Linked DNA regions of Mus musculus: region 2 is linked to region 1. Evidence: chromatin loops called from intact Hi-C (ENCODE). Cell type or tissue: gastrocnemius. All regions are shown on one strand. Each heading gives the region's core, and the rest is flanking DNA. Links, peaks and the distances in the headings are about the cores only.

Region 1 (11,407 bases), core at 1,501-9,500:
CAGTCCCAGAGGGTCTGGATACCAGGCATGCATGTGGTACACAGACATATATGCAGACAAAATACCTATACACAGTAAATAAATAAATACATTTTAAAAAATTAAAAAGCCAGGTGTAGCTGTGCAGATGCATACACACACGAGTGTGCAGACACATCCAACTGTGCAAACACACACACACACACACACACACATTATACTTTCTTTGCCCTATGCTAAGAACCCTCCATGCTGCCAACAGGGAAAGAAGAAAAGCCCGGCCATTGTCTCCAGTCTCACATCTTCCATTGTTCAGTAGAAAAGCGAGTCTGCTAAGCATATAGCTGGACTGAGATGGCCCTGCCTGTCTGGGGTTCCCGAGCTACAAGCTGAGGCTATTTGTCCTAAGGCCCAGAGTTATTGAGGGGTCAGCAGAGCTTCTCAGCCCCTTTATCCACCCACCTCAGCACAGACCATAAGCATGGTACCTCTTCCCACCTACCACACACCCCAGAGCTCCAGTTACATTGACTTAATGACACAAATTAATCAACATATTTTCAGAAATGGATGGCAACTTTCTATTTCTCATATGTGACCCACAGTAGTTCCAGCCCACATGGGGTAGGAGCTGTTCGCCTACTGTCTAATCAGAAACCTCTTGCAGTGTGAAGTCACTGACATCCTGATACTGCCTCCAGCCCTTCTGTTGCTATTCCTGTTGAGTTGGGTGTGTTTGTGCCATCTGTACAACGTGGTAAAGTATTCACCATAGATTAAAAGAGTCCTCAACAACTTTGGGTCCCCTTGCAAGAGGCCACTTCTAGTCCCTTAAACCCAGGACTCATCCAACCCACTGAGGGGGTCCCTGCATGTGTCAGACAGGGAAGTGAAGCCTCAAAGAGTTGAGAATAAAAACCTGCTTCAGCCTGGCAGTAGTGGCAGCCCATGCTTTTAATCCCAGCACTTAGGAGGCAGAGGCAAGAGGATCTCTATGAGTTCAAGACCAGCTTGGTCTACAGAGCTACTTCTAAGATAACCAGGTGTACACCTGTCTTGGAAAAAAACAACAACAGCCACAAAAGGAAAGGAAGGAAAGAAGGAAGGAAGGAAGGAAGGAAGGAAGGAAGGAAGGAAGGAAGGAAGGAAGGGAGGGAAAGGAAAAGAAAAAAGAAAGAAGAAAGAAGAAAGAAGAAAACCTGGTTCAGATTGACTTTGTCAACCTGGATCAGACTTTAAGGAGTCTAATGCCAGGCAGTTCATTGTCAGCATAGTTAAAACACAGTACAATCTGGGAAGAGGTTTCCAGGCAGCAATCTTTCTAATCCTGGTGCACCATAAAGCTTACTTAAGGTGTGACAACTTAGAAACTCATTTACAAAGTACATGTGACCATAAGGGTGGGTTCTACAGCTAAAGGCCTAGAATCTAATGTGGTCTCATAAAGGTCAGCAAGGCTAAAAGATACGTGTGACATCTCCCCTAAGGATGGATAACAGTCCAGGGAAAGAAAAGTCTGGGATAATCGTTCTGGGGAACTGGAGTGAGGTCTGCCTCTACAGCAGAAGGCTGGTGAGGTCTGGTTCTGCAGAGAGCCAAAGGGTCACCAGGTTGTTAACAAGATCCAAGCCCAGCCTTCTGGGCAGGAAAATTGGTATTTTATCTCCTCTGTTGAGACAAGGTCCCTGTGTGTTTAACATTGGTGGTTTCCCTAGTGATCTGTGGGAAGCAAGGACCTTTGTGTCCCACAGTACCCTACCACACCTATCCAGTCTTCAGAGAACCCTGTTAAGGTTTGGATCCATGTCCACCAAAGGCCCCTAGTCTGTGGTGCTGCCCGGAGATGGTGGACCTTTAAGAGGTGAAACCCAGTGGGAAGAAGTGAAGTGTCCTTGAAGGACTCCAGCCCCTCCTCTCAGCTTCCCAGCTGCACACTTTGCCATGGTATGCTGCCTCCCACGGGGCCAAAGGTAGCAGGCGATTGGCCTTGAGCCGAAACCACCAAATCCCTGAGCCAAGGAAAGCTTCCCTCCCTTCTGAGTTGATAGGCTCTGTCGCTGACTCTCACAGCCTCAGAAGCAGTCTCCCCTTCGCTCCAACACTTCCACGTTTGGTTCAAGGGGGTCTCAGCATCTTTGATAGGCCACTTGGGGAACAAAGTTGATGGGAATCACAGAGATGGATGAACAGTTCATCGTACGGGTGAAGAAATCAAGTCTCAGACAGAGAAAAGCCTAAGGTCAGCCCAGAAACAAAGGCTTCCGCCAAAGTTTCACGAACAGACCTTGCTGCACTGAGAAGCAGGCAAGAGTACAGCAGACAGACTCAGGTCTTGAGTCTGCAGAGGCTAGAAGAGGTAGTCAGATCGCCTGGAACTGAGATCTAGACAGTTGTGAGCCACATGTGGGTGCTGGGAATGGACCTGGGTCCCCTGAAAGAACAGGATATGCCCTTGGCTGCCGAGTCTTTCTCTAGGCTCCCACTTCCTTTATTAGACTTTATTAGAGGACAAAACAAACCTTCCCTCCCTTCAGTTGATCCTTTAAGATTTATTCATTTTATTTCATGTGTATGAATGTGCTTGCATGTATGTCTGCATCCTGTGTGTATGCAGTACCGGAGAGGGCCAGAAGAGGATGCTGGTCCTCTACAACCTGAGTTTCAGATGTTTGTGCAGGTGCTGGGAATCAAACCTTGGTCGTGTGCAAGGGTAGCCAGTGCTCTCGCCTGCCGAGCCAGCATCTCCCCAGCCCCTCAGTTCACCTCTTTTCAGGTATTTTGTCCCAGGAACAAAACTAGAACGTACATGCTGGTCACAGCCCGCTCCATGCACTGTTATCCAGGCCATCGCTGTGTCTGCTCTGACAGCCACACTAATAAGAGAGTGAGAGAAAGAAACACAACATTTCCAGCAGCAATAATAACTGTTTACCTTGTTTCTTACAGACACCATCTCAAAGCCGCCGCCACACCTAGGAATTAATCATGCCGTCCACACTTTACAGAGGGAGGAAGGGTGGCTGCACCATCACTGTGGAGGCTGCATACTTAGAGGCTGAGAACACAGACAGCAGTTTGATGCTCAGCCTAAGATGGAATCTGCAGACTGTGTTTCCTCGGCTCCAGACTTCATTAATCTCCTGGCCATAATACATAGTGAAAAAGCACAATCCGGGAGCTGGAAAGATGGCTAAGCAGATCAGAACACTGCTTTCGCAGAGGACTGACTTCAGTTCCCATTGCCAACACCAGGAAGCTTACAACCACTTTCAGAGGACCCAGCATCCTCTTCTGGCCTCTGCAGGTGCCACACACAGGAGCACACACACATATACACGTGCACACAAACTTAAAATTAATTTCAAAGATAACTTTTAAAGGGTGGTTGTTTACTCTTGCAGAGGACACTGTTTACTTCCCAGAATCCACACAGTAACTCACAAATGCCCCTGACTCCAGTTGTAAGTGATCCAAACCCTCTTTTGGCATCCAAGGGCTCCTGAAGGCATTTGATCCAGATATCTGCATGCATGCTCTCTCTCTCTCTCCCCCTCTCTCTCTCTCTCTCTCTCTCTCTCTCTCTCTCTCTCTCTCACACACACACACACACACACACACACACACACACACACACACCTGGAATAAACTCTTTCACAAAACAGTTATTTGACCATTATGTACTAATCCAGGGCCTTTGCTCCACCATGATCTTTTCTGCTTCAGCTACTCCAGCACTGGTTGCACTACAGAGACCTCTCACAGAGGCATCAGAAACACTGACTGCTTCCTGCTGCTGTGTGGCTTCCTGCCACTCACACTGAGTCTTGGAGTGCTTTCGGTCTGCCTAAGCCCCTCTATCACAAAGTGCACCATATGATCATTACCCTCTGAAGTCTGGTCACCTTCTTAGGATTGCAAAGTTATATAGGCCCTTTCCCTGGAGTATTCAACCTATCTTAAGGTTCTGTTGACAATTACCCCCTCCCTTCCCTAGCTAGGTCTTGCTCAAGTCTTAATATTTGATTCTAATCTCACTCCTCTTCCATTTTCTATACAGTCACTGGATATATGGTTGGGGTAGAGACCACATAACCCACCCCAAGAAGAAGAGGAGAAAGCTTCCCTTTAAAACCCAGAGAGCACCAGGAGGGTGATATCACATGCCTTCAGTCCCAGCACTCAGGAGGCAGAGGCAGAGGCAGAGGCAGAGGCAGAGGCAGAGGCAGAGGCAGAGGCAGAGGCAGAGGCAGAGGCAGAGGCAGAGGCAGAGGCAGAGGCAGAGGCAGAGGCAGAGGCAGGGAAGGATCTCTGTGAGAGTGAGGCCAGCTTGGTCTACATAGTGAGTTCCAGGACAGCCAGGGCTAGTAAAAAGTGAAACCCTGTCTCAAGCAAATAAATAAATACTAAAATATAAAAAAATTAAAATTAGAGAGGCGCTTTATCATGAGAATAAGATGAAGCTGGAGAGATGGCTTAGTGGTTAAGATCATTATCTACTCTTGCATAGGACCCAGGTTCAATTCTCAGCACTCACATGATAGCTCACAAACACCAGTAATTCAAGTTCCAGAGGGTCTGACGTTCTCTTCTGGCCTCCATGGGCCCCTGCATGCATGTGATGCACACACATATAATCAGGCACACACATACACATAAAATAAAAATAAACATATTTTAGAAGAGAATCAGAGGAGAGAAGAGGACAGCTGTCATGAGAGGAATGGGTGGGGTCAAGGAGTCTCTTCAGAGACATCCCAGGAATGAAGGACATATGAGACTTTTATGTCAATTTTAAGGAACATTTCACACCTGTGATTTGGTTCAACACAGCGTCCATGGCAAAGAGCTCGGAGGAGCCAGGTATAGGTTAGGACCTGTAATCAGGGAATACTCTAAGAGCACGGCACAGATAGCTAGCTTCTTAACTCTTGGTCCTACAGAGAGCTGCAGAGAGGCATGGCCTGTTGTCTTCAAGCCGTTAGATCCAGTCTTTAAAGAGTGACCACTGTCTTACAGGGGCAGGTTCCTCACATGTCAGGAGTCACTTTCCATAAACATCAAAGAACCACTCGTCTTGCCATACTGAAACTAACAAAGTTGTCTTACCAAAGGCTTCCCACCAGATCTCAGTGTGACTAACAGCATTACTGTAGAAGCAGCTGCTGAAACTACCATGATACACATTAGAAATAAAGGAGAAAGTGAGAAGTGTTAAACTGTGCCTTTATTAGAAAGAATTTTCTATGGAATCTGGAATCATGAAGTGAGTCTCAAGAGTCTTGCCACAGTCTGGTGTCTTCGCGGCTGAGGCAGCCATCTTGCCCTGCTAGGATTTAAATATTCCAGAGTCTTCCCCTCCCTTTGCTTTGACTTTGTGCACAGTGAGAGAAAAATGGACACTGAAGGGTCCGCTTCAGACCCCATTCAAAGTACTTGCAAAGCACCTGGTCTGTTGGGTGACCACTGCCATCGCCCTGGCTCCAGCTGCTCCTGGAAGATCCCTGTAAGTCCGGCTTCAAGTAGTGGACACATTTTATCCCCAACCCTGGTATCTGAGAGAGGGAAAGCCCAGCCATGGAGGAACACAGCTTTTCTCAAAGGACAATGGGTTGTGTGGCTTTTCCTACCCTCAAAACAGAGCTAGCCTGCCATCTAGTGGCGAATCACAGCAAGTGCCTAAAATCTCAAGCACTCTTCACACGCTAGTCTTTTTTTTTTCGTTCCAGGCTATTCCACAAAGCTTCAACCTTTTTTTTCTGTTTTGCCCTCTGAAGCTTCCCGTACCTGCCTGTCATTCTTTTCCTTCTCCAGAGTGCCAGGCAAGGGCCTTCTAGTTCAATACAAAAATTCAATGCTAGCTCGCCGAGAGAGATTTCCCGAAACACTCGAACTTTCCCTTATCTCTATGGGACCACTTATAGCCCAAGCTCTTCTAACGCAGCCTTTAGTAGCCCTCTTCCTAACCTAATGATGCTCCCCTCTGCATCGGCCCATGGGAAGAAGGGACCACTTGTGTTTCAGAGATGACTGCATAAGACAGTAGAAATGGGAACACGAGAGCACATGGCTGACAGAACCAATCCATTCAGAAACAGCTCGCCCTTACTCAACGGTCTCGCTATCTACAGCCCCTCCATACCCCCACACTACTCTTGAGACAATCTAGAATACCGTACCCTTTACTCGCAGTAACTAGTAACTCGGCATAAATGTTCACCAGCTGGGGAATTGACAAAGCAAATTGTGGTATGTACATTTAATGAAATTCTGTTCGGCAACAAAAAGAAACCAAGACAAAGATAGCAATAATAAAATCTGATCGAGCTGTACAAGAGCTGCTAATTACATTCGCTTTTTTAAAATTGGGATTGACAGAGGGAGAGAGAGAAAGAGAGGAAGAAAAGAAGTCAGACGACGAAGAGATCTTTGGCCACCAAAAGCCTGGCTCCACGGAAGAACCAGCGGCGCGCCCGCTGTCTCCTGCCTGAAGTTGCTTAACCTAGACGCCAGGGGGCGATGAGGATGCGGGAACGGGAACGCTTACTGAGGACAAGGGCGCAATGGCCAGGGGCCAGGGCGAGGTACTCGGAAGACTGTGCGGTGACTCGGTGGGGGGTCGGGCTCAGCGCAAAGGGGCGGGACTCACTAGCTAGGGGCGGGGCGCAGCCGAGGGCGGGGCGAAGCCGGAGGGTGGGACTCAGTGGCTTGAGAAGCCCGCACGGGCGCAGGGGGCGGGGCGCAGCGGGTGCACACGCGGGCGCCGGCGCGGCTGAGCTCAGGGTCGCCATGGCGGAGGTGCAGCAACTCCGAGTGCAGGAGGCTGTGGACGCCATGGTGAAAAGTGTGGAGAGAGAGAACATCCGGAAGATGCAGGTAGCGGCGCGGTCCGGCGCCCAAACGGGATTGGAAACTCGGGCGGGGGTGGCGCGGTGACGTTCGAGCTCCGGGCCTCGCGTGGGGCGGTTTCCTCCCACCTGGCCTCGGTGACGAGCGTTCGGCCGCCCCTGAGGTGATCTGGCGCGAGGCTCGGAGGGACCGGCCCAGGAGAACCACCAGACCGAAATCCCTTCGGGCCGTCCTGCGCTGATTTAGATGCCACGAACCCTGAACGCCCGTGAGCGTGGGCCCCGTCTCCCTCACCCTACTGGCCTCGCTTAACTTCACCCCTTAATCACCCTCTACTGTTTCGATCGCCTTGTGGGGCGTTGACTAGCCAGGCCGACCTCTGAACTCTGCTACAGAAATACAAAAACTGATTTTCAGAACGTGGTTTCTTCCGGTTCAGTCTTGGGTACATTATCTTATCAGTGAGCTCATAGCAGCACACAGGGTCTCTTTTAACCCAGGTTGACTTCCAACCCCCGATCTTCCTGCCTTCACCTTTGGAGTGCGAGGATTACAGGCATGGGCCACCACCCTGGCTTTGTGCTGTGCGGAATGGAACGCAAGGCTTTCTTAGAACTAGCAAGCGCGCTCCCAAGAACATATATCCCCATCCTACAAATGTTAGGCCTGGTAACCGTCCCAGTCTTACGAAGTCCTGATGATACGGCGGGAAAAATAAAACAAAACAGGTAGAGAAGCATGGCCTCCAAGGCCTTGTCCTTCGAGAGCTGTCCTCAGAGTCTTTCCAGTCTCACCAGGCTCTGTCTTCGCTCCCCAGGGCCTCATGTTCCGGTGCAGCGCCAACTGCTGTGAAGACACCCAAGCATCTATGCAGCAGGTGCACCAATGCATCGAGCGCTGCCATGCGCCTCTGGCTCAAGCCCAGGCTCTGGTCACCAGCGAGCTGGAAAGGTTCCAGGTCAGGAATGCCTCACAGCTCCCAAGTCCTTGAACAGCAGCTCCTTGGCAGGGGATGAGAAACACTCGTTCTGCCTTAGGTCCTGTCAACACTGGTGGGAGCCCTGGTGTCCGTGAGGGTTGATATTCTGGAAGAAGCCCTGGGTGTGCTGTTAAGTTGTGCTATATTTGCCACAGAAACAGTAATATAAAAGAAAGTTACCAAGGGGGTTTCTAACCAAGCACCTTTATGCCTTTTTGATGTACCAAATACAATCTATGTTGTGTTGTATAAAATTCCTTAAAATGTATATTAATTTGGGGCTGTAGAGATGACTCAGCATTTAAGAGTACTAGCTGCTTTTCCAGAGATTCAGTTCCTAGTACCCACCTAAATGGTGGCTCACAGTTATCTGTAATTCCAGTCATAAGTGATCTGAAGCCCTCTTTGGCCCTCTGCGGGCACTGCACAAATGTGGTGCACAGACATTATATTTAGGCAAACACATAAAAAATAAAATCTCAAAAACAAAAGCTATGGAGCTGAAGAAATGGCTCAGCAGTTAAGAGCACGGGTTGTTCTTCAGAGTCAGGTTCAATTCCCAGCACCCACACGGCAGCTCACAGCTGTCTGTAATCTCAGTTCCATAGGACCGGACACCCTCACACAAACATACGTTCAGGGAAAACACCAATGCATATTAAAAAAAAAAAGTAAAGGTATAAACTTACTTTAGTTATTAATTTTTCTCTGATTGTTTCATACAGGTAATGTATTTTAATAATTTTCTATCTCCCCATGCTTTCTTAGATACCTTCCAACAGGTCTTCCTGAGTTATTTTGTTTTGTTTTGTTTGTTTTTCCCCTTTTGGGGGGTGTGTGGTTTTGTTTGTTTGTTTGTTTGTTTGTTTGTTTCTAAACAGGATTTCTCTGTATAGCCCTGGCTGTCCTGGAACTCACTTTGTAGACCAGGCTGGCCTCAAACTCAGAAATCCGCCTGCCTCTGCTTCCCAAGTGCTGGGATCTTTCTTTTCTTTTTTGAGATAGTTTCTGTTTGCACTGGCTGTCCTGGAACACTACATAGACCAGGCTGGCTTTAAACTCAGAGATCTGCCTGCCTCTAGCACCCAAGTGCTGGGGTTAAAAGTGTTCACCACCACCCCTGATAACTGTAGATAACAATGTGGCCAAGAGAAACCAAAATGTTAGCTACCCCTGGCAGTGCTTGCATTTGTTCAGACCTCATTCCTGAATCCCAACTCACTTCCTACTCATCTCTTACCATCTCTACCCTAGACTGATAATTCCATACGAGCAGGGACACTTTTCACTTTGTTCATTTCTGTATTCTACACTAGAAGAAAGCCTGGCACATAGCAGATGCTTGAAAGTATTTGAGTTGTCTTTCTGTAGAAGGACAGGCAGTAAAGAATTAAAATGGGTGCAGGGGAGATGGTTGAGGGGATGCCATGCACACACAAGGCCCAGAGTTGAAATCACCAGAAACCATTGTCTCTTGGGTGTGGCAGCCCACCTGTAAATCTAGCCCTAGAAGACAGAGACAGAATCTCTACAGCTGGCCGGCAAGCAAGTCTAGCTGATTGGTTGAGAGCCCTGCCTCTGTGAATATCTGGGAGAGCAAGGGAGGATGGTTCCTAACATGTACCTCAGGCCTCCACATCCACAAATAAACGTCTAAAAATCCACAGCCCCCACACACATGAAAGATGAAAGAGTGGGAAAGGAATTGAGGTATTTATAAGCCCAACAGTAGTCATTTGATTGCTGCCAGCATCTTGTATAAAGCTCATTTTTTCCATTCCTCTGCTCAGTGCTTAGTCTGAGCCTTCCCAGTGGCACCTTCTGTTTGAACCAAGAGAGTGTTAGACTTAGTACTGGCAGAGACGATCTGTATCGAGCCTGTAGCCCAAGGCCTGGCATGGGACCAATACTCAGACAACAGAAGCCAGCCTCTCAGCCTTCTCTCTCTTCTCATCACAGGACCGCCTGGCCCGCTGCACCATGCATTGCAATGACAAAGCCAAAGACTCAATGGATGCAGGAACTAAGGAGCTTCAGGTGAAGCGACAGCTAGACAGCTGTGTGACCAAGTGTGTGGATGACCACATGCACCTCATCCCAACAATGACCAAGAAGATGAAGGAGTCTCTGTCATCCATAGGGAAATAAAATTGTTTGCCAGTGACCATCGGGACTGCGGGCAGGCTATTTAAAAGGAAGAATGGAAGTTTAATATGTTAAGCAACGTTTACGAATGAGGAAAACTTAGACACAGCAAGTTCCAGGCAAATGCTGCTCACTGCTGGACACTAGTCCCTTTACATTCGGATCTTAGAAGGTGAAGTAGGAAGAAGCTGGTGCTAAGATTTGGATCACAGATAGCTCAGAGGAGAAGTCTAGATCCTAAATATTCATATGCAAGTGTCTGTACTGTAGTAGAGATCAACCTTGTACCAAGAGCTGAGCTTCTTACTACAAACATCCAGGCTGGCAGCTCTCTTCAACCTGCTGGTAAAATCTGAGGATCGGTGCATCTCCTCAGAGAAGCTTGACAAATCCTGTTGACCAGAAGTATCATCACACCACCTTGCATATGCTGGGAAACAAAACCCAGTAGGCTAGGAATTCAGAGGAAAGGATTTCCTTTTCAAATCTATATTTTGCTTAGTTTTGTCTTATATGCAGGGCACACTGGATTTATGATACAGGAGGGAAAGTGGTTTGAGTCACTTCTAAAGGTTCCTAGTATTATGTACCGTCAAGATGGGAATGTCCATTTCTTCAAATTCTGTTACTCTAGAAGCCCCTGAAGAATCCGGACAGTGTCACACAGTGAACATGGGAAACAGCCTTCTTTACTGACTTGTGCAGCAAAGTGACACATCCTTATGAAAAGCAAGGGGGTAGGCTGTCACTCACATGCCAGTCGCTAAGAATAAGCAGTAACTAGGAATTATTGAGAAGTGCAAACCCAGTATTAATCAGCTCTGAATCTACAGAGCCTTATAGCAACAAGAAAGCCAGAAACTGAGCAACTTGGGCCACAGATGGGTAGGACCACTGTAGAACAAGAGAGGCACACACTTTCTTGCCAAATGCCATTTTTGCCTGGGTGGTTTTTATTTTTTATTTTCTTTGCAGTGCAGTGTTGCTGGCCCAACATAGCACCTTATCTTTTGGATAAGTACTATGTTGTATTTATACCAATTAATTACTTGAAACAGTGATACATCTGTCTTTTTGCTGTGTCAAGCCTGCAATATATTTTCCAAGTGGTTTGGTTTTTAAATAAAGTTTCATTGTCTCCACCTTTTTCTTATGGGTAGTGATATATCAGTAAATGGGAAACACCAAGAGGAAGGCAGAGAGCATCATAACTTGAAAGCTGTTAATGTTGAAAAGATAACTTAGGATTAAAGGTACATGGGGGGGGGGGCTGAAAAGATGGCTCAGCAGTTAAGAAAACTCTTCCGAAGGTCCTGAGTTCAAATCCCAGCAACCACATGGTGGCTCACAACCATCCTAATGAGATCTGGCGCCCTCTTCTGGAGTGTCTGAAGACAGCTACAGTGTACTTACATATTATAACTAAATTGTAAAAGGTGCATACTGTAATTTCAGTAC
Region 2 (11,407 bases), core at 2,003-10,002, 400 kb before region 1:
TGCCCTCCTAACTGAAGGATACATGACCACTTGTGTGAAAGCATCTCACAGCAGGCATGGTTGTACACCCTTGTAGTCCTTGTGTCTCAGTAGGCTGAGCACAGGAGTTTAAGATCAGTCAGGGCTACATAACAAAAACCCATCTCGAAATATACAGAAATGCTCAAAATCGCCATGTTAAAAGGAAAATTAGGCTCACAGTTAAGAGCCTTTACTGTTCTTGAAGAGAATGAGGGTTTAATTCCCAAGACCCAGAGAGCCAATCACACTGCCTGCAACTCCAGTTCCAGTGGATCGGACACCCTTTTCTAAGTTCTGTAGGCTCCAGCATGAATGTGTTGCACATAAACTCATGCCAGCACACACACACACATTAAAACAAATAAAGACTTTTTAGAAAAGGAAATCAAGCTGGGTGTGGTGGTCCATGCCTGTAATCACAGCACTTGGGAGGCAGAGGCAGGAGGATCAGGAGTTTAAGGCCATCCTCGGTTTAAGTTTAAGGCTGGGCTATATGAGATACTAACGAAAGAAAGAAAGAAAGAAAGAAAGAAAGAAAGAAAGAAAGAAAGAAAGAAAGAAAGAAAGAAAGAAAGAAAGGAAGAAAGGAAGAGAGAGAGAGAGAAAGAAAGAAAGAAAGAAAGAAAGAAAGAAAGAAAGAAAGAAAGAGGAGGAGGAAGAGGAGGAAGAAGGAGAGGGAGAGGGAGGGGGGAAGGGGAGGAAGAGGAAGAAGAAGGGGAAGGGAGGGAGGGAGAGAGAGAGGGAGGGAGGGAGGTGGGTGGGTGGAGTGCTATATAGTTATAATCCCAGCATTAGAGAGACGGAGGAGGAAGATCCTGAGTGTTAGGTCAACCAGGGATACATACTAGGACTCTGTTTCAAAAGCTAAACCCCAACAAAACAATAAGGAAGAGAGGGAAGGAGGGTAGGAAAGGGAAAGGAAAGGGAAACCAGGGGTTAGGGGATCAAAAGGAGGGAGGAGGGAGAAAAGGAGAGAGGAAAGCAGAATCCTGAATCTGGCTGTGCCAGCCCACTGGCAGAGAGAGAACTAACCAGCGGTACTAGCACGTGGAGGCACAGAGCTAACATTTAGATGGTACAGCCTGGCTGGATTCCTCAAAGCAAGAACTCAAGGGAGGGACAAAAAGAGAGAGACACGGACAGCAATGTGTAGACTTAATCAGAACTGACAGACAACCAACTGCAAACTAACAATTCTTATGACAGTTAGGAACTATCAAGTTGTGTATCTGATATAAAAGAACTGATGTTAAGGAAAAAGTATTATATCTTAAATACACATACCAAAGATATAGAGATGAATTCTATAATATTTGAGTTCTTTAAAATAAGACAAAGCATGCTGTGTGTGGTGGTGCACACAAGCAATCTCTGCACATGGAGGCAGGAGTAGGCTGCCTTTGTGGGCTGGAGACCAGCCTGGTATACATAATAAATTTCAGGCCAGCTAGAGCCACACCATGAGACTCTTTCTCATGAAAACAAAACAAAGAATAACAGTTCCCCCAACCCTCCCGCACCCCAACATACACAGGGGTAAGGGAATTCAGAAGACAGCATGGGGTAAAATAGATAGGACCATATCTATTATAGAACATATGTACATAACTTAATATTGAGCCAGAAAAGAAAAAGATTCTGATATATGCTTTAATAAATGTCAGAGACATAATTACTAAAACCATTCAGTCACAGAAAGGCAAGTATTACATGATACTGGGGCTGGAGAGATGGCTTAATGGTTAAGAGCATTGGCTGCTCTTGCAGAAGACTTATGTTCAATTCCTAGCACACAACAGTTCACAACCATTTGTAATTCCAGTTACACGGGACATAATGCCTACTTCTGTCCTCACAAACAACTGGTATGTCTGTGGTGCACATATATACAAGCAGGCAAACATTCATACAAATAAATAAGAATAAACCTTAAAAAAATTACTCCACAGATAACTGTAACTATCCTAACTCATCAAAGATGCTTTTTTCCTCCTGCAGCATACAGTTTACAAAAAGCCACATCTAGCCAAAATGCAGAAAACAATTGACTGCGAGCTGCTCAGCCCTAACTGATACATCTAAATACAACTCTCCCATCTAAGGTTCTGAGAACAGCTCAGGAGAGGGAGGCAGAAATATTATAAGAGCTCAAGGACCAGGAGGTCAGCTGCAAGATTATATTTCATATGAATGTCAAGGAAGGCTACAACAATGAAATGTCAACACTATGAGTGCTTACACAAGATCTGAACAGTACCCATCAGCTGCCATGCCAACATGGATGGGAGGAACTGCAGAGGGCCCTACCCCTGGATAAAGAACTACAGGCAATTAAAAATGTCTGAGAAAGGGAGAATTACTCTTCAGATATAAGTACCGTCAAGTGGTCAGCCTGAAAAAAGCCACACACACAAGCAGAACTACACGGACTCAGCAGGCTGCATTTGTTTACTTGCATGTACATGCAACAATAATACAGAGTAGGAGGCTATGGATGTGAAGGTGGGGTAAGGAGAGGTTAAAGGAAATGACAGAGTTCTATTTTAATTAATTTAAAATTTAAATGCATGTTACATTGAGCTACTTCTGTAAGATACCTAGATCAAGGAAATTCATTGTAATAAAGCAGATAAGAGGTTTACTAGGGGTCTGGCATATAGGAGAAGGGAGAATTAATGTTCAATGGTTATAGAACTTTTGCTGATTAAAGAGACTAATAATAATTACTACATATTATAGTTTAATTCATGTCGCCAACCTAGTGTGTATGTGTTTTGCATTGCTGAAGACTTATGTAGTCCAAGGTGGCCTTGAGTTTGTGATCCTCCTGTCTTAGACTCCTAAGATCTGGGATTATAGCCATTAACTACCATCCATGCCTGGCCTCCAATCTCATTTCTACATGAAATTAGGAAAACTATTTGCTCTTCTTTAAAAGTTAGTTATTGCTACCCATGAATGAAGTTTAGTCTTTGCATCAGCATAGGATGAAAACTGTTAAATTACTATGAATTTTGGGTTTTTTTTTTATTCAGTCAGAGGGCCACTTACCTCTACTTTATAATAGCGCTGAGTATATGTTAAATCGATTATCAATCCAAGTTCTTCATTTTGTTCTTGTATTTTATTAAACAGATCCAAAGGGGAAAAGCATTCTTCTGGCATAAGCTTTGCTTCAAATTTCTGTCAGAGAGTGAAGAGAGAGCAAACCCACTTGAAGCCCTGTAGCACACGATGCACTTACCCAGCCCCCTGAGGTGAGGACAGTGAGACTCAAGAGCTGTTCCTGTTCCCCTGGAAGCTCGCAACATCTCTCCTCCATTAGTGGGAAGAGATGCTCACTTCAATATATACATATTCCTGTGTTTGTGTCTCCCTGCCTGAAAAACTTTAGAATGTCCTATTCAACATTAAATAGGTAAGAAAACAAAAAACAAATAGAAACTTGTTCCTATTTGCCTAAGCCTTAAAATCTCAATGCAATTCACAAGTGAACACCTCCCTCCATTCTACTGAATTTCCAGCACAGCAACTACCATATCAAGACAGTGAATACTGAATGATCTAGCTTAGTCAGGCTGACACAAAATATAACACATTATAATTATTCTTGATTGAGAGCCAGCATTCTCTCAATCAAGAATTGATATTTCTGAAAAGATCCTAAATTAATTTTCACTTACTTTTTGCAAAGGAACTTTGAAAGCAATGAAACGAGTCCCAGGCATCCGCTGCCCAACTGGGAGATAGTCTTTCCACCTGTGAAACAGGGTATTTGTTAGTCAAACTGAATGCCAACCTTGTCTCCAAGAATAAGGCTCCGAGATACTGGGCACCTAACACATACAGAATGTCTCTTAACCTATTTATTCCACACAAGTAGCAACCTACTATGTTTCTTTCTGTCTCCCCATCTTGAAAACAGATACAAGACAACAAAAGAGCACACAGGTCTCCACAAACAATATCTAAAACCTAGAAATGCCATAGCAGAACAGCCTAACAAACCCAGCCTCGTGTCAAATACTAAGGTAATATTAGACATGAAAATAGAAGGGGGGTTATGACGGAGTGGGAAGGGGGCTAAGGGAGGGAGGGGCAACAAGAGGCAGAAAAGGAAAGACAAATAGTGTATATTTCCCCTCCTGTGTGGAATCTAGTTTTAAATATATAATGTACATACATATAATATACATATATATAATATATACATACATACATATATATATATATATATATATATATATATATATATACACACACACATATTTGAGACATGAAAACTGTGGTGAATTATTTAGGGGGAGGAAAGAAACTAGCAAAATGTGGGCAGGAGAAAGGGGAAGGTGTATGTGTGTGGGTGAACATGGGCAAAGTAGAATGCCATACATATAGAAAATATCATCATGAAACTCATACTTTTTATGGTAACTAAAACTATTAACCAGCAAGGAGTAATGAATGCCTACACACTGGCTGACAGACCTCAAATTCAATACTTTCACTGCATATTGTTTTTAGTTTCCACACCAGTGAATCAACTCAATATGTAGAAATCTCCCAGTTCTTACAACCCGAAATTCAGTTCAATCAGAAGTCAGTGTGGAGAGTCACAGCTGAGTTGGTCTATGGCCATGAATTACAAATAAGTCCGGTTCATTCACATCCCTGGAGTAGAGAGTGAGCACAGAGTGGTGACAGACTGGAGACATAGTGGGCCCCAGAGCAATGGAACCTAGTGTGACAGACCATGACAAGAAGTTGGCTTCTTATTCTTTTTTTTTGTTTTTATTTTTCAAGACAGGGTTTCTCTGTGTAGCCCTGGCTGTCCTGGAACTGCCCCGAAGGTTTTTATTCTTAAAGTCAAGCTTTATCTTACATCTATGAGCTGTCTCACAATTACTACTTGATATTTATCTTGCTTTATCTCCACAAATAAGCAATAGCTAAAATTATTTTTAATTTTTAGTTAACAATTTTATATCCAATAGATAATTTAATAATGAAATAAGCTACATTAAAATATCAATAAACAATTTATTTATAACTTACTTATACTTTACTTAGTAATTAATAGTTAAATAGTTAACTATAGAAGGTATGTTAAAAATGGATTGTCCAGTGGACAGACAGCTGTCTTCTGCAAGCTGTCAGGCAAGTTCTACACTGGGATGATGTTGGAGGTTAGCTGACAGGATCTAAAGATATCCACTCTGGGAAGGGAGAGAGGCCATCACGTCCATCCTGAATTTTAGATAGTGCTCATTTGTAGACATAAAAAAGAAGTGCTTACTGAAGTCCGGGAAGTCGGGGCAGAGCATTCTGTCGATCCTGAGTTTTAGGTATTGTTTATTTGTGGAGATTAAAAAAAAAAAAAAAGGATTTGATGAATTCTAGGAAGGGGAGAGGCCGGTCTAGCCACGTTTTTTGTGGAGATGAAATCGGAGAGGGGAAGCAAACAGCCGCAAGTAAAGGGTTCATTGCACCAGTGAGCAAAATCCTAAAACTAGCCCTTGGCCCAGGCAGGGTTAACTCCCTCAAAGGACACCTCCGCTTTCCGAATCCTGAAAGCAAGAGAACCCCTCGAGCCGGTACCGAGTGAAGGGTGTCGACAGCTCGGGCCGGATCCTGGCACAGCGCCTACACAAGCAGAAGCCTGTGGCTTCGGAGATCAAGGGACGCCTCAATACAGGCAGCCGCGCCCCACCGCGCACTTCCGCCCAGGCCCGAGCTCCACAGAGTCCTGTCGGGACAGACCCAAGACCCCAGAATGCGGGGTGGGGAGGTGTGGTGGGGTTCGGCGCGGAGGACCCTGGGAGGCGGCGGGGCGCGAGGCCAGGGAACACTCGGAGACTCGAGGCCACCGAGGCAGCCGGAACGCCAAGCCCGGAACCAAAGCGCTTACCTTTCGGGGATGTGGTTTCTGCCCTTCTTCTTGGGTGGGGCACAGGCAGCAAAGTCCCGGCCCCGTCCACGACCATGTCGGCCATAATGCTGGTTCATGTGGGCGCAGAGATGCCGCCCACCCAACGCCAGGCGTGCCAGAGCGGCCAAAGTGGCGACTTCAGGGAGGCCAGAAGAGGCCGCGGGATCCAGAGGCGCCCGCAAAGGAACGCGACGCGTCGACGTCTCGCTAGGGCGCATGCGCCTTGCCCCGCCGTGCTGACGACACACGTCGCACTGAAAGTAGGGTTTGTCAGCCTGCCTTCGGTTTCGACTGTGCTGCACTTAGCTGGAGGCCGGTTTTGTAGCTATGTGAATAATTGCTAGCGCTGTAAGACCCCCGATGCTGGGCCTCTGCTCAAGTCCTGGGATGAACTGGCCAACACCCCAACATCTCGAGAGAAAAGATGCACCTGATGCAAACTGCAAGAGGTTTTATTATCAGCTAGCTGAGGAGAAGTCCCTCTGTCGTGCAGGGCAGAGGAGTTCAACCCCGAGCGGTGACATTAGGGGACTTTTAACAGCTAGCTGAGGAGGTAGGAGGAGTTGGGAGGAGAGTTGGGAGGAGTTGGGAGGAGAAGTGGGAGGAGTTGGGAAGAGCTCTTCTGGGCGTCCTTGGTGAAATTTACAAGGCAGGAGTGGGGAGTGAGTTCTTTCTGAATTTTTATCTCCGTGTCCTCGGCACAGGAAGGCAGGCATCTCTGGTTGTACAGTATAGAAACAAAAAGGCTTTTTGCTGGCTATAGAGAACAAAGAGCTTCTTTCTAGCTGTATTTTTAAAGATCAGGGAAAACAAGCTTGGGGAACATCCAGGGGCTTTACCTTCCAGGGAGAAACGCTCTAAGTTGGGGTCTCATAGCGCCACCCGAACTGCTCCAAATGAGGAACAGACAATCCAGCCCCAACCCTCTGATCCCTGCATTCTTCGTGAACGTTGTCAATTGTTTACATTTTGTATATACATGATATTTGCTTTCACACGGGTGTATCTTTTTTTTCCGCCAAAAAGAAATAAATCAAAAGTTTTATACAACATATTTCTCCTTATTTGATATATTTAACATATTTCTCCATCCATATATGTGTGTATAGTGTCACAGGCAGGGAAACATACATATTCTTCCTAATTTTGAATGACACAGGACACTTATTATAACCAACATAATTAAAAATACCAACTTTTTTTTTTCTTTTTCGAGACAGGGTTTCTCCGTGTAGCCCTGAATGTCCTGGAACTCACTCTGTAGACCAGGCTGGCCTCGGACTCAGAAATCTGCCTGCCTCTGCCTCCCAAGTGCTGGGATTAAAGGCATGCACCACCATGGCCCGGTCCAACTTTTTTTTTTAAGATTTATTTATTTATTATATGTAAGTACACTGTAGCTGTCTTCAGACACACCAGAAGAGGGTATCCGATCTTATTACAGATGGTTGTGAGCCACCATGTAGAAATGAAATTGCTGGGATTTGAACTCACAACCTTCAGAAGAGCAGTCGATGCTCTTAACTGCTGAGCCTTCTCTCCAACCCCCCCCCCAACTTTTTTTTTTTTTTTAAACCATTCCAATATTGAAATTCCTCTACCTGTTTGGAGTTTTTTTGTTTTAAGGTAAGTTCTCATTATGTAATGCTCTGTGATCTGGAACTTGCTTTGTAGAGTAACCTACCCTTGAAATCACAGAGATCGGCCTGCTCCTTTTTCAGCTCTAGAATTAAGGGTATGGGCCACCTTAACCTGATTGGAGTTTTTGTTTGGTTTGGTTTGTGTTTCTGATCTACTATTACAGAAAACACTGTGGTGTGAACATTCCTATAGGTGTATACTGCATCTGAATACCTAGACAAGAAATTACTGGGATGAAATACACTTTTAAAAAAGCAATTCATTCTATTTGTCAAAAATGCTGTCAGCTCACCTTTCCATCCACAGCCAGTTTTACTGATATCGCTTTGCCAGGTGTCACAATAGCTGTGGACATCATGGCTTTATATTTTAGCAAGCACCAAAAATAACCCTGAAATAAAAGAGGAGCCCAAGTCTGAAGTTCCTACACAATCTCAGGACCCGTGCTTGCCGGGGACATCTGAATCGTACAAGTGGAAGACCAAAGTACAGGGAGGTCATCTGCAGAGAAGTGGACTAAGTCCCAGATTATAGAAATTTATGACAGCAAATTTTAAAATAAGCTTAAACTTTTAGTTTGAAATTTCTAAATGTAGCTTATATTTATTTTTCATAATATTTACAATAATTGTAAGGTGAGTATTCTGACAATAATGCTTGATAAGTCAAAGTGTAATTGCAAGATACATACTTTTTACCTCTGGATTCTAATGCCTGCAAGGCTTATCCACATTCTCCTATGGAGTTGTCTGATGGGTTTACACCAAATAAGTCAGTGGAGGAGGGCAGGAAAGACAAGAGGGGCAAGCTAACGTGACAATAATACAGTAGCACACCAGAAGGGCAGAGGGGCTCCTCTTCACATAAACATCGCAGAGGCAGGATGGAATGTAGGGAGGTGAAACCCAGAAAGATTGTTGAATGGAAATTTGAAGTAGTCATGGGGATTCAGAGTTGGCTGTTTCCTGCTGAAGGGAAGCAGAGGGAGTTAAGAGACTGGAGAACAAAGCTTGGAATGGTTTAGACATAAAAAATAATTAAACAGGAATGAACAAAGAAGCCTTGTTCTCAGTAAGAGCCCAGCTAGGAAAAAACTGAGAGAAGCTCAGCTTATTTTGACTGCCATGAATCAGGAGGACAAAGCAGATCGCCCCCTCTTCCTTTTCCACCTAGCAGACCAGAGCATTTCCCTGGCGTGATCTGGGGAATCAGGGTGGGGCCAGTTCATGAAGCTCCTTGGCCTGCCTTCCTTGGTGGATCAGACATAGCTGGCTGGACTCATTAAGAATTCTCAGCTTTTGTCTTCTCAGACCTATCCAACCCGGGGCAGCCTTCTTGTCCAGTGTTGAGTTATATACCCATATTGGGCAGCTAAGGATGATGCCTGAATCGGTCTCGGTGATGTGTTCCTCCAAATATAAACAGAGAGTATGTGGGATGTGGTTCTGGGAGAGCAAAATGGCTCTATGGTTGAGACCTGTTTATAAATGAAAGAAAATCCACTAATTGTTTTAACTGGCTCCCGGAAAGGCTTCCTTGAAGCCCTATACTCTGAAGAACAGAATTTGCTCTTTAAAAGATATGGAAACAATGTTGCCTATTTTCTAAGAAAAGACCTCAAGAAGTCTGAATTTGAGGGCTGGAGAGATGGCTCAGTGGGTAAAAGCACTGACTGCTCTTCTGAAGGTCCTGAGTTCAAATCCCAGCCACCACATGGTGGCTCACAACCATCTGTAATGAGATCTGAGGCCCTCTTCTGGTGCGTCTGAAGCTACAGTGTACTTAGGTATAATAATAAATAAAATTTGTGAATGCAAAGACCTCTAGAGCAGAATGAGATATGTATGATCCTTTCGCTGGGCTTTGATCCTTTCACTGTGTTGCTCCATTTCCTCTGAATCCAAACTCTGATACACAGAGCTCGCAGCTCTTGGAAGTTTATTTCTTCCTTCTGCTGCTTCTCAGCCCTAGACCCCAGCATCCTTAAACATCGGGAAGTGAGTTTTCCTTTCTCATGGTTGCTTAGGTGCTGAGATAGACTTGGGTATGATAGTTACTTACTAAATTAATGAGGGTGCCTGGCCTTGATGCCTTTAGCTTCTGGCTCCTATCACATTGTAGAAGGCATGCGTTGGGATCCTGCCTAGCTGAGTTGTCTCCTATGTCCCTTGGTAATATTAGAAGGCTGTGTGTGGTGACTGTTGGGTTATGCACAGCCCTCTGATAAGTGTCTCACTCACAGCTACCTAAATGCCAATATCTAAGCTGTTTGTTTAAGCCAAACTCTCCCCAAGAGCCACTTTGCATTATGGTCTCCAGGTCACAGATGTCCCCGGTGCCAACTCTGCTTCCTTTGTGTTACTCCAGCTGGACTTGCTCACTGGATTCATCTGCGTTGTCATTGCATTGGTGTCTTATCTTCTCTGATATCCTGAGGAGCAGTCTGTGGTATACACACATCTGTGCTGACCATTGGCACGACTGGAACAGGGTTAAATCTCTTTCCTCTTTTTTTTTTTCTCTCTCTCTCAGAGTGACCCAGTCTCTGTCTCCTATCATGAGAGCAAATGAAGAATTCAACTGAACTTGGCCACAAACTCAAATTCAGTGCAGATGATGAAAGACCCACAACGTGAGGACTCCCCCACGTTCTGACTCAGGAGAGGCGACTCTCCAAAATCACTGAGAAACGGTCTTGTTGCAAATTGCAAGAGGATTTTTATTTAAGAGCGCTCTCGGGCCCACGGTCATACACCACGCAGGGGTAGAGGACCGTGGCGCCCCGAGTAGCTGGATTAGGGGTATTTAAAGGAAGAAACCACAACTTAAGGAGGTGGGAAGGGCGTTGTTGGAAAATACCAAAAATACCAGTTAAGAGTCACAAGGAAGTGCAAAGTTACAAGAGTCACAAGGAATACCTGGTAAGTGTTAACTCTCAAGACAGCTTCTAAGAGCCCCCAACAATAGCACATTTGCATTGCAGGTTCTGGGTGACTTTCTTTGAATGAGCACTCTTTGAACCCAGGAAGCGGGTGGGTGGAGGAATGTCGCTGTTTTATGATTAGCATACCTTTACAAAGGCCACATTCCCAAGCCTGGGCCTAAAGGCCTAGAATTCTGTTTTTACGTTGTTATACTTTCAATGACAGTACCAGCTGTGGGAACACTGTCATTGGCATGGTGCCAGCTATCATAAAAGGCAGCACGGATGAGGGCTTCCCCTGGTATAACGTGTTTCACTTGATTAAGTTATTTTTAACTCTGTGTTGATTCTTTGTGAGTTTCACATCCTGCACCAAATGCACATCATCTCAACCTCCCCCGCTCTGAAATTTAAACACATACAAACAGACCAGCTAACCAACCAACCAACCAACCAACCAACCAAAACAAAGTATAGAAAAACAACTCATTGTGCAAGCCGTAGAGTGTCACAGTGTGGCCAGCAGTATACCATTCTGACCACGCATCTTCACTTCCAAGTGTTGTTTGCAATGAGCCATTGGTTTGAGGTCTCTGGCTTCTGTGACCCAACCAATATTTGATCCTCACAAGGATTCCTCTTGGTTCTCCTGTATTGAGCTGTGTCATGGAGATCCTGTAGTTTTAGATCATCAGGACTGTCCCTTTCACTTGGCCCAACAGTTAGCAAACGATGTAGATTTTGGGTGGGCCAACTCAAAGCCTTGGGTCTGGGCTTGGGTGGCAGCTGAGCTAGTTAGCCCACTGGCCTCTCCCTTATCACACCAGCACTGCTCTGGTGAGGCCACCCAATGCTGCCATCTGCAGGAGGCAAGATCAGCTCTTCTGTTTGTGCCC

The links. A loop is a pair of places that touch in the nucleus more often than their neighbours do. Peaks named below come from ENCODE experiments on the same cell type or tissue, not always from the same donor. Only the 100,000 strongest peaks of a DNase experiment are listed, where the experiment ranks them.
Region 2: it touches region 1 in a loop (14-fold over the local background); 2 of 42 quality-filtered maps call a loop at or near these places.

The regions. Positions count from the first base shown.
Region 1 is chr6:86,358,968-86,370,374 of GRCm38, forward strand. Fam136a (family with sequence similarity 136, member A) reads left to right here and starts at 6,679. Exons shown (of 3, transcript NM_025591.3): 1 at 6,679-6,852; 2 at 7,643-7,783; 3 at 9,764-11,091. The coding sequence starts at 6,766. The coding sequence ends at 9,952. In gastrocnemius, for the core only: CTCF peaks have their summits at 5,647 (motif pointing left) and 6,482 (motif pointing right); DNase peaks (open chromatin) are centred at 5,611, 6,008, 6,590, 7,416 and 1 more place; H3K4me3 peaks cover 2,213 bases; H3K27ac peaks cover 2,240 bases.
Region 2 is chr6:85,955,512-85,966,918 of GRCm38, forward strand. Dusp11 (dual specificity phosphatase 11 (RNA/RNP complex 1-interacting)) reads right to left here and starts at 6,156. Exons shown (of 9, transcript NM_028099.4): 1 at 5,927-6,156; 2 at 3,705-3,780; 3 at 3,073-3,204. The coding sequence starts at 6,024. In gastrocnemius, for the core only: no CTCF peak of the experiment used is centred there; DNase peaks (open chromatin) are centred at 5,778 and 6,162; H3K4me3 peaks cover 3,196 bases; H3K27ac peaks cover 2,740 bases.